3 separate regions of the Homo sapiens genome follow, and regions 2 and 3 are each linked to region 1. The links are chromatin contacts, found by Hi-C or POLR2A ChIA-PET in ENCODE. All regions are on one chromosome and are shown on one strand. The core of a region is the stretch at or near the end of the contact, and the rest is flanking DNA. Distances in the headings are between cores, read along the strand shown. Region 1 overlaps STEAP2-AS1 (STEAP2 antisense RNA 1). Region 2 overlaps CDK14 (cyclin dependent kinase 14). Region 3 overlaps CDK14 (cyclin dependent kinase 14).

Region 1 (3,385 bases), core at 576-3,075:
TAATCCAATATAATATCTGTAAATGCTAACTAGCATCATTTCAAATTATAAACCCCTATGAAGTCTCCCTGATAACTGACAATGAAGCCAGCATACGGAGACTTTTCCAGAGTCATGAGCTTGTGGGTGGCAGAACAAGGGCTGGGAGGCAGGCCTCCTGACTTTGTAGCCAGTACTGGTGCCACCATGTCATGCTGACAGCTCAGCACCAATCCTTCTATACTCTCGTGTTTTCTCCTGTTTGTGATAAAGTATGTACATCTGTGTCATTGGAAGGCTTGGAGAAGAGTCCAAAGGTGCAAAACAAAGCAAATCTCCCCACGCCTGGCAGAATCTTCAGTCCTGGCCTAATGAGCTCACCAGCTCAGTAAGTTCTGCGACTGCTTCGGGTTACCAAAAGAATAGAGTATGTAACAGTGCTAGGAAAAGAGACACTTAAAAACCCACATCCAGGCATTGTTCAATGACTGCTCATAAATACTTTATGGCAAAATTCTTTCTGGTGGCACAGAAGGCCATGAACAATCTGACACCTCCATTAGTCACCTCTGTTAGTCACCACTACGACTTCCTGACCCATCTCTGGGTTTCACTTCAGTTTTTAGATACCCAGCCCTAACAATTAAGCAAAACTTCATTGATAGTTCCTCTTCAAAAGTATTTCCAGAATAACTATTAAAATCCCATGGACTAGTCAAGATAGTGAGATATGCTTTTGAGTGAACAGCCACCATTTCTTCCTTTTAGAGATTTATTTTTTAACTTAACAAAAAGCAAATCTAATGTGAAACTTAATGAAAATTGTTTCAAAAACTTGAAATGCAACTACAAAATAGCCCATTATTGCCTAAGCTTTCTATACTTAACTAGTTTTCTAAATCTATATTACATAGGCTAGAGAAATAACATATTGTTTTTATATGTACAATCCAAATCTAGTCTCTCCGAATTTTCTTTAAGGCCAACTATTTTAATATAGGCCAGTATTTTACTCTATTATTCAATCGCAAACCACGTTTCTTTCCTCACAGTAGTGCATTTTGACAAAATCAATCTTTTCATTCTTTTCAGCAAATAATACAGAAATTGGGATTCATTCATGAGAAGTCAGTGAAAATAAAAATGATTTCAGATTTTCTTTACATTTGTATAATATCACTAGTAGAGGAGGAATGGCTTTCCAGACCACTTGTTAGGAAAAAAATATGAGTGGGAAATTACACTAAGCCTATATAAACAATTCCAAAGTAGAATTCTCTTTTCTCCTTGGTAAATAAATGCTTGATTTTCATAATTCAACATATAATTTTAAACTAGGGCAACCAAACTTGTGACATGAAAAGAGGAATTTTATTGTTAAGTTACACTGGTATACTGCAAAGTCATACCAAAAAAAAAGGAGCAAAATATATTTTTTAATAATCTTACACAAGAATGCTCAAGAATCTTCTACATGAGGTAACTACAGAAAAAAAGAACACTAGGTCAGCTGAAGGCTGAACTAAATTTGTTCCATAAAAGTTGGTGAGTTTCATTTTTCGCTTCTAAGGGGATAAAGGAAAAAGAATGTGCATTGTGTTTAAGAAAACCCAGAATACTGCCAAAAGTTTGCCACCCACTTTGGCATTCTGCCTTTATCCTGAAAGATAATTTCTTCTCCATTATAAACAGCCTATGTGAGATGAACTGTCAACAAGAGGGAAGCTAGAGTGAGAAACAGAGAAAAAGAACAGCATCATGCAAGGAAAGTTATGAAACAAATTGACTCTTGATTCTCTCTTGGCTTGCCTTTCTTAATGCAAATAGAATTAAAAAGTCAAATAGCCCTAATGTTAGCCAGGTGAAGTGTGGTTAGAAATGGTTGACTGGAAATTCCCTTGCTTTCATCAAACAATTGTTATGTGAATATTGCATCAGCTTGGTCCTTTTGATGTTCCTACATGACTTAAGAAAACTTTGTATTTCCAGTAGTGTATTTCCAATGACAAAAACTCTGCTGTGTGATTTTAGAAAATCACTAAAATTACCAGTGCTTTTGCTAGATCTTTCACAGTTGCAAAAACAAATGTTTTTGAACAAGGCTCTATTTTTCATGAAAATATTCAACTGAATGCAGGGAAAGTAAATGCAAAATATCTAGGGAAGGCACCAATCAAATCATGCAAGAAGAGATTTTTCTAGACTTCAAAGAAAAAGTATTCAGTGACTCCAAGGTGTGGGGCAAGGGAGGCAGGGGAGTGATGAATTTGTTTTCTTTGCATTGTTCCACTTCCTTGTTTGCTGTGTTGCACAAACTCTATTGAATATCAAGATTTGGCCTCTTATGAATAAGATACTTAATAGAGAAGAATGTCAGTTTTTTCAAGCCCATAAATACCTTTTAAATGTTCTTAGAATTTTACAATTGGATGAAAAAGCATCAAAAAACATAGTTTGTATAATTTTATCATTAAAAATATTTTCCATTATTATTCAAGGAGTTCATTGATGCTGAATACAAAATGCCTAAGATTTATTATTTAAGTTTATGAGCTAAAGGAAATCTTAGTGTTTATCTAGCCTAACTTCCTTGTTCTACATTTCTGTTTTGTTTTTTCAAATGATGTATCTTGTTTGCTTCACGATTATGTTAAAGAAAAAGTTTTTTTTCAGAAATAAGAAATAGATTATAAATTTTTAAAAAGGAAAGAAAATTGAGGAAAAAGGGAATTAAAGGATATTGGATAATATAGAGAAAGATATTTATAGGGCATAAAATCATTTCTAGTGGAAGGAGGACACATGGGTTTGTCATTGCCAGAGCACCTTTTGTTTTTCTGAGCATTTTGTGAGATGGCCAATTTTACCCAGCATAGAATCGAGTAAGAATGAAACTGAAATAATTTGCAAAGTTGAAAGTTGAGTGTGACCATAAGCCTCCAATCCTAGTTCCAGCCTGCCCACCATGCTGGGAATATAGTTTGGATATTTGTCCCTGCCCAAATCTCATGCTGAAATATAATCTCCAATGTTGGAAGTAGGACCTTGTGGGAGGTGTTTGGAACATGGGAGCAGATCTCTAGAAGCTGAGCAAATGCCAGCACCATGCTTCCTGTAAAACCTGAAGAACCATGAGCCACTTAATCCTCTTTTTTTATAAATTACTCAGTCTCATGTGTTACTTTACAGCAAGGCAAAAATGGCTTAATACCTTGGGCATGCTCCAGTAGAGATTAGAATTCACATGAAACAACAAATGAGAAACAGGGAGAAAACTATTAAGAGGTCTATGGTAGGGAAGATTGTGGCTATTGTCTCCATTTACTTTTAGAATTTCTTCGTGTGTGTGTGTGTGTGTGTGTGTGAGAGAGAGAGAGAGAGAGAGAGAGAGAGACAACTAGTAGAA
Region 2 (3,385 bases), core at 532-3,031, 560 kb after region 1:
CCACCTAGCTTAAGCGTCCCAGGTCGACTTCACACTGCTACGCTGGCAGCGAGAATTTCAAGCCAGTGGATCTTAGCTTGCTGGGCACCGTGGAGGTGGGACCTGCCGAGCCAGACCACTTGGCTCCCTGGCTTCAGCCCCCTTTCCAGGGGAGTGAACGGTTCTGTCTCCCTGGCATTCCAGGTGCCACTGGGGTATGAAAAATAAACTGCTGCAGCTAGCTCGGTGTCTGCCCAAACGGCTGCCCAGTTTTGTGCTTGAAACCCAGGCCCTGGTGGCCTAGGCACCGGCGGGAATCTCCTGGTCTTCCGGTTGCAAACACTGTGGTAAAAGCACAGTATCTGGGCCAGAGTGCACTGTTCCTCCCGGTACAGTCTCTCATGGCTTCACTTGGCTGGGGGAGGGAAATCCCTTTACCCCTTGCGCTTCCTGGGCAAGGCGATGCCCTACCCAGCTTTAGCCCTCCGTGGGCTGCACCAACTGTCCAACCAGTCCCAGTGAGATGAACCGGGTACCTCAGTTGGAAGTGTAGAAATCACCTGCCTTCCGTGTTGATCTCGCTGGGAGCTGCAGATGGGAGCTGTTCCTATTTGGCCATCTTGCCAGCAAATCCTGTCTGCTGCCTTTTTGTTCTCTCCCCTGTTGTGATAAGAAGGGGTACTTTATTATGTTTTTGTTTTTTTTTTTTTTTTTTTTTTTTGGTAGAAAGGTTAATTTCCACTGGATTCTGAATTGGGCAGAAAATGGAAACATTAACACTTTTTGCATAACGCCATTTTACATCCCCTGCAGCAGTGTAAAGATTTGATCAGTTAATTCCCATGGGAAGCATGGGAAAACAAGGGAGCCTTATAGACACGGGTGTTATTTTTAACAATGCTTAGAGGATGTAACAATGACTGATAAGCATCAAAGGAAGACCCTGTTTCCTTAAGGGTCACCATGATTTATGTCATACTTTTATTTTATCATTATTTCTTTTAAAATATTAGTTATCTTTTATAGGCTCCAAGAGTAGAGCTGAAAAGGAAGGAAAATGTGATAGAAGTGTGGCATTGCAGCCACTGTTTTAATGAGGAAAGCATTGTTTTTTGGAAATACTGTGGTAGAAACTATTTTAAAATATCATGCCTTCCCAGCCGTATACATCTATATGCTCTTCACATACAGGCCATTATATATTAGGAGCCTTGACTGAAATCAAGGAACCAAGAATGCCTTGACCTCAGTGGCCATCATGCTAATGTAACTGGCTGATTGGTTTTTTTCTTCAGATAGTGGCACTTTAAAATTCACGCAAAATATAAAGAATGAGGTTTTATTTATAGTGGTATATTTTAAGAGGGTGTTTAAGAGGTTTTTAAATTTGTTTCAGATGTATATTGAGTGCCCACTTTTCCTAGGACTAGTTCCTGTGTGGTGTTTAATACCGTCACTGATGTGACAAACCTTCCCTCCCCTATTCCTGCCACCTCCTCTAACCCAGCTGTGCTCCTCAGTAGCTGCAGTTCTTGGGAGTACTACAGGAGATTTCCTGTCTTGCTGGACCAATTTAGAAGGGATTTCATTGAGTTATGCTGTCATAAGCTGATCTTAAAGAGGGCATATTTTCAGAAACTCATATTTAGGTTAAGGTCCTCTCTACATTCCACAAATTGCTCCAAATTTACCTCTTTTCATCACCATAAAAATCTATATCCCATGATAGGCAGGCCTAATCTGGGAGATGTGGGAGGAGGGTGCAAACCTGCAAATGAGAGTTTCACTTCTGTTTTTAGATACTTGTTCTTAAGGTGTGGTTGGTGTGTCATCTTGGCGTTACTTCCTCTTCTGGGGAGTGGAAAATTCCCAGATTAGAACCAAGCCCCCTTGACAGGTTGTTACCATGTGTGGTGTTTGGATCCATACCTCTGCACAGCACCTAGATCTATTTTATAACCAAGTTACCTATCAATGATGCATTACCTTAGTGTGGCTGTAATAGGGCTATCAATGCTGGGTGATAAAGCTTGTTCTGGAGATCAAAGGCAAAATAAAAATTAGCCCAGTCAGGTTTGACTTTAAATCCTTATTTAATGGAGTCACGTGGTTCTGATTGAATCCTTCCTCTCTCACCCTCATACCCACTCTCACAATTACAGTATAATGTGCTGGAGAAGTGATTCTCCATTGTGGTTTTCCTCAATTCAGGGGGTACTCAACAATCTTAAGCAAGGGGTTATGTGTGAGGGTTAAAATCAGTTTTCAATGAAGTCAGTATGAAGCTATGGACATTCTTACTGGATATCAGGGTATCATTACAGTGAACACTGAAGTATACTCATGAAGTTTATAAAAATTGCAGTTCAGACACCCATCCTTGCTTCTGTGAGTGGGGTTTCAATAGAAGATAGACCGAAGCATGTTTAATATTTCCTCTATGTGGGTGAGGGTTAGGACTCTGTGTGAATATTCCACCAGTGTAATAGTAACAAAGAAAATAATTCTCAATTCTGATAATCTTGGCTTGAATTCTAGTTCTGCCAGTAACTATAGGATTTTAGATGAGTTACTTTATTTTTCCAGTCTATAAATTATTCATGTTCAAATGGGGATAGTAATAGAACCAACCTCATGGTGGTATTATAGAGATTAAGTTTATGTAATACATATAAAATGATTAGCTTAAGGTCTGATACATAATTACTTGATATTAGCTAGTTGTTATTATTATTACACAGACAATGAACTAGAGCTGTCAAGGGTTAAGAACACCTCTATGGCAGGGTGACAAACATTGTTCAGCTGGAACATTATGTGCACTTTTCATTATCCATGTCAGTGTTCCCCTCCGCTGGCCCAGATAATTGACGGTTCTCTATACTTTTATTCAGTTTTTTAAAAAAGTGTTAACATCATCTCATTAAATTTCACATCTCTATGCAGTTAGTGTCTGTTAGAAATTGCTGATTAGCCCTCTGTATTTCCACGTCTCTAAAGTGGTATCTCAAGCCTACACTCTAAGTAGGGAAGCGATAAGCAGAGAATAGTTGTCCCATAAAGCTGTTTCTCATCCATCCACACACCTGACATCAAAAAGCCAAAGATAATGTTTAAGGTTGACTACACCTTGGTTTGATCCAGTATCTTTATTTAAATGTGATGATTTAATAAAGTTGCAAGGAAAAAAAGACAAAGGACTCCACTTTAATTATAAACAAAAATCTCTCCTTCTGAATTATTCTTTTTTTTTTACTTATTTGATGGGAAGAATTTTATTATTGACCTCTTTAAATATTTGGCATTTGGATTCTTTATTTATGTGTACAGTAATTACAGATCAGACCATTTCTGCATACTTAAAATAGGAGACTCACTTTATAAGAATCTAACTCTCAAAGCGGAG
Region 3 (3,385 bases), core at 481-2,980, 540 kb after region 1:
CACATAATCAGAGTAGGATTTAACTGGAGTGGGAAATGTTCAGTTATGCCATTTGGGCCAAAGACTCCCCTCACACCCACACCAAAGGAGGACCTGTTTTAGGATACATGGTACTCTTCACAAATTTAAGTTCCTTTTCAAATTTCTTTTCTAGATCCTGAGGTGACTTCCTTCTAAGTTTTTCCTCCAAAGCTACCAAATAAACCCTAGTAAGTAGTAAGCAAAGCAAGATTCTGAATTCAATTCTACTTAGGATAATTTTGTAGTAATTGTTTTTATAGATATGATGGCTAGCAGCAAAACAATGTTCCTATATTAGAGACACATACATCTATAAATTTCTATGCAGGAAGTAATGTCATATATGCTGCTATAACCCATGTATATTCTTTCTTCTCTACTCATCACTCATTCCAATTCCATGGTTGTTTAAATTCATAAACATATTGGATGTATATTATTGCACATTTTATTTCAGAGCTGAAAATATATTGAGTTATCTGATAACTACCGTGAACTTTTGAGATAAGTTTGAGTAAAATATGTTACCGAAGGAGTAGTAAAATTTTTATCACTCATTGTACACAGAGACTGAAACAAATTTTCCCTCTAAATTTGCCCTCTCTACAATCACAATCTCTTATTGGACCATAACAGCAGAATATATCATTACATGGTTTAGTGCACCATGTCTCAAATTTCAAGGTGCACACAAATCACCCAGGGATCTTGTTAAAATTCAGATTCTGACTTGGTAGAACTGCAGTGGGTCTGAGATCCCAGTGATTCCCGTGCTGCCAGTCTGCAAGCAGCAAGGGGTTAACTTTTCCAGATGAAATTCTGGTCACAATGCTAACTACATTCTGAAAAACTTATACAGACAACTAACAATAGGGCTGGTTGTTAGTAATTCTACCCTTGCTATGAGTGCTCATTAAAACCTTACGTTAAATTTATCATTATGATTTGGACAAAATGAAGAAGTATAGGCATCAAAATGAAGAAGTATAGAAGTCAGGAAGTATAGGCATCTACCTATATGAGCCTATAAACAAAACTGTATCTCATCTGAAATGTGTAATTATCACAGAAGAGAAAGTGACTAAATAAAATTATTTTAACAACATATACCAAAGCTTAAGCTTCTGGAAAGACTACCTAATATTCCATAATAGAATTAGCAAAACAGTTATCAAGCCTATTGATGGCAAGCATTGAAGTCCAGTAAGGGATGTAACAAAACTACAGTCACTGAAGCAGCGTAAAGGTCACTGAAGCAGCATAAAGGAATGTGGTGTCCTCAAGAGTCCTCCATTCAGCAGTGTCCACTAGCTGAGGAATTCAGGATTTAAGTGAAATTGGGTCAGATGCCAAAGAAACCATGTAGTAGAAAAATAAGCATTTTAAAACTAAATCGCAATGTTAGACATTGAATTCTGATGAATGGAAACATCTGGTGAAGTGTTTTCATGACTGGAAAATATCTCAACTCAGAAGGTACCTTGTTTTTAATGTAGTTTCTCAGGACTAATTTTTTTAGTGGCCTATTTTTAGTTAAAGGGGAAAGCTTATAATTAGTAAAACAATCCATCATTGAGTAAATATTAACAGAACTATTTCATGCCCGGTCTTTTGTGCTTTGGGAACACTAAAGAAATAGAAGATATGGTTTGTGTGCTCAAGGTGTTTACACTCTGGTCATGGAAATACAAACACGTGAGAAACAGTGCTCAGCAAAGACGGAGCTCCCCCCACCCCACCAAAATAAACCAAACACTTGAAAACAAATTCTACAGTAGCTTATATAAGAATATATAATAACATATATTTCAGTAACAAATTATAAAATACAATCTAAAAATGATGTAGTTGGTAGTGAGGGCATTTTTGGTTGTGACAGTGACAATGATATAAGGGCAGGACTAGCATTTAGTACACAGAACCATGGTTGCCAGATGCTCTACAACGTGTACTGCTGTGGAAATGCTGCACCCAAATAATTTTCAGCCAAAATGCCCAGGATGCCACCACTGAGAAACAGTGCCAGGATGTCAGAGTTAAGGAAAATCTGAAAAGACTGGAGACATTAAGAGAAGTGTATACATGGTATGTACCTGTCTTTGTCCTTTCTAAATCCTAAAATTCTAAGGGAAAGTGGAACACAAAGGAAGCACAAAGAAGTGAATTTATGTGTGAGACTTTACTAGTTGACCTATCTAAAATTATTTACCAGCTGCAAACTGCTGCCTAAAGTTCATAGTAGAACATTAGAGCTAAAACAGATCTGTATCATTTTACAGATGAGAAGACTGAGATCTGGGGAATTTAAGTGGCTTGTCTTGAGGCACTTAGTTCTGACTTCTATGGGCAGTATGTTTGCATGTATATTAGATAATGTTCTGAAGGTGACTTTAGGCAAGATCTTGGTTCTCATAAAACAAAGCTGTAAGTAAAAAACACATTCTTGCATATATCCTTCTATATGTGTACATATCTTTGCTCTGTGTAGCCACTCTTACTGCCATCTCTGTGTATACACACATACATACACACGCATACTATTAGGGAGAAAATAGAGAAGACAGCAAGCAAAGAGAGGAAAGCATACTTTTAGATTTGACAGATTTAAGTTATAGATGAAGGCAGTTATCATTGGTTATGATTCTAGTGGCAATGATTCTAATTCTTCCTACCTCTCTCTTCTACCCAAAACTCTTGCACATCTATCCTTAATAGCTGAAATTACTTTTATAAGGGAGAAAACTTGTTGTTCTGTAACGCTTAAAGTTCAGATAATTCTGGGAGAGGTAGTACTACGATTTAAGTGCTCAAAAACTTATAAATGACTGATGATTTTTTTATATTGGGAGCAGATTTTGAGTAGGATAAAGCCATCAGGCCCTCCTGGGGTATTGGACAAAGGGAAAAAAACAAATGAAAGAGGTTGTCAAGATTTTTGCTTATTTCATAGTTTTGCATTGGACCTGTGATGGATATTCCTTTCATGAATATCAAAAGAGCATGACCTAGCTACAGCCTGACGCATGATACATATTTGCTGTGGGTTAACCTGGAGTCTTTTAAACCAATTCTTTTCCAGTGTCTGCCTTCAACTAACAGTGTGGAGTGAAGTAGTAGAGAAAATCAGACTCTGAACCCAGTAAAATGCTGATCACCAGAAAATGGGTGATTCAAAGGGACAATTTTCAGACCGAATGAATTCACTTGAAATGAATGCCAACCTTAACTGAATTAAGCTGTGCTCTTTCAAATCCACTGCTGTGAGTTCAGTAGACAGTTGTCTGGATTTTACATAGCTCTAAGCTAGAATCGTAGGTCAAATTGTGACTTTTGGAGCCTCATACACTGTTTGAATTTCTAACAA

The links. A loop is a pair of places that touch in the nucleus more often than their neighbours do. ChIA-PET counts read pairs that join two places held with the same protein, here RNA polymerase II (POLR2A). Pooled maps may share reads with other maps.
Region 2: a loop to region 1 is called in a map with no recorded cell type, with 4 times the contacts of the local background. The contact joins two enhancer-like sites. A Hi-C loop is called at or near these places in 2 of 37 single-sample maps with no recorded cell type and 4 of 50 pooled maps.
Region 3: a loop to region 1 is called in a map with no recorded cell type, with 2.3 times the contacts of the local background. The contact joins two enhancer-like sites. A Hi-C loop is called at or near these places in 1 of 37 single-sample maps with no recorded cell type and 1 of 50 pooled maps. POLR2A ChIA-PET finds 5 or more read pairs at or near these places in 1 of 52 experiments (PC-3).

The regions. Positions count from the first base shown.
Region 1 is chr7:90,178,591-90,181,975 of GRCh38, forward strand. The region is part of intron 2 of STEAP2-AS1 (STEAP2 antisense RNA 1); the gene reads right to left. Among named protein-coding and RNA genes, the nearest start is that of STEAP1, 26 kb to the left of the region's middle. RefSeq lists enhancers at 304-363, 374-423, 1,642-2,143. Within about 2 kb of position 1,826, at least 9 of the 41 ENCODE cell types and tissues checked have a DNase peak (open chromatin) inside an H3K27ac peak, as active enhancers do.
Region 2 is chr7:90,735,675-90,739,059 of GRCh38, forward strand. The region is part of intron 3 of CDK14 (cyclin dependent kinase 14); the gene reads left to right. Among named protein-coding and RNA genes, the nearest start is that of CDK14, 140 kb to the left of the region's middle. RefSeq lists an enhancer at 1,672-1,961. Within about 2 kb of position 1,782, at least 4 of the 41 ENCODE cell types and tissues checked have a DNase peak (open chromatin) inside an H3K27ac peak, as active enhancers do.
Region 3 is chr7:90,716,186-90,719,570 of GRCh38, forward strand. The region is part of intron 2 of CDK14 (cyclin dependent kinase 14); the gene reads left to right. Among named protein-coding and RNA genes, the nearest start is that of CDK14, 120 kb to the left of the region's middle. Within about 2 kb of position 1,731, at least 3 of the 41 ENCODE cell types and tissues checked have a DNase peak (open chromatin) inside an H3K27ac peak, as active enhancers do.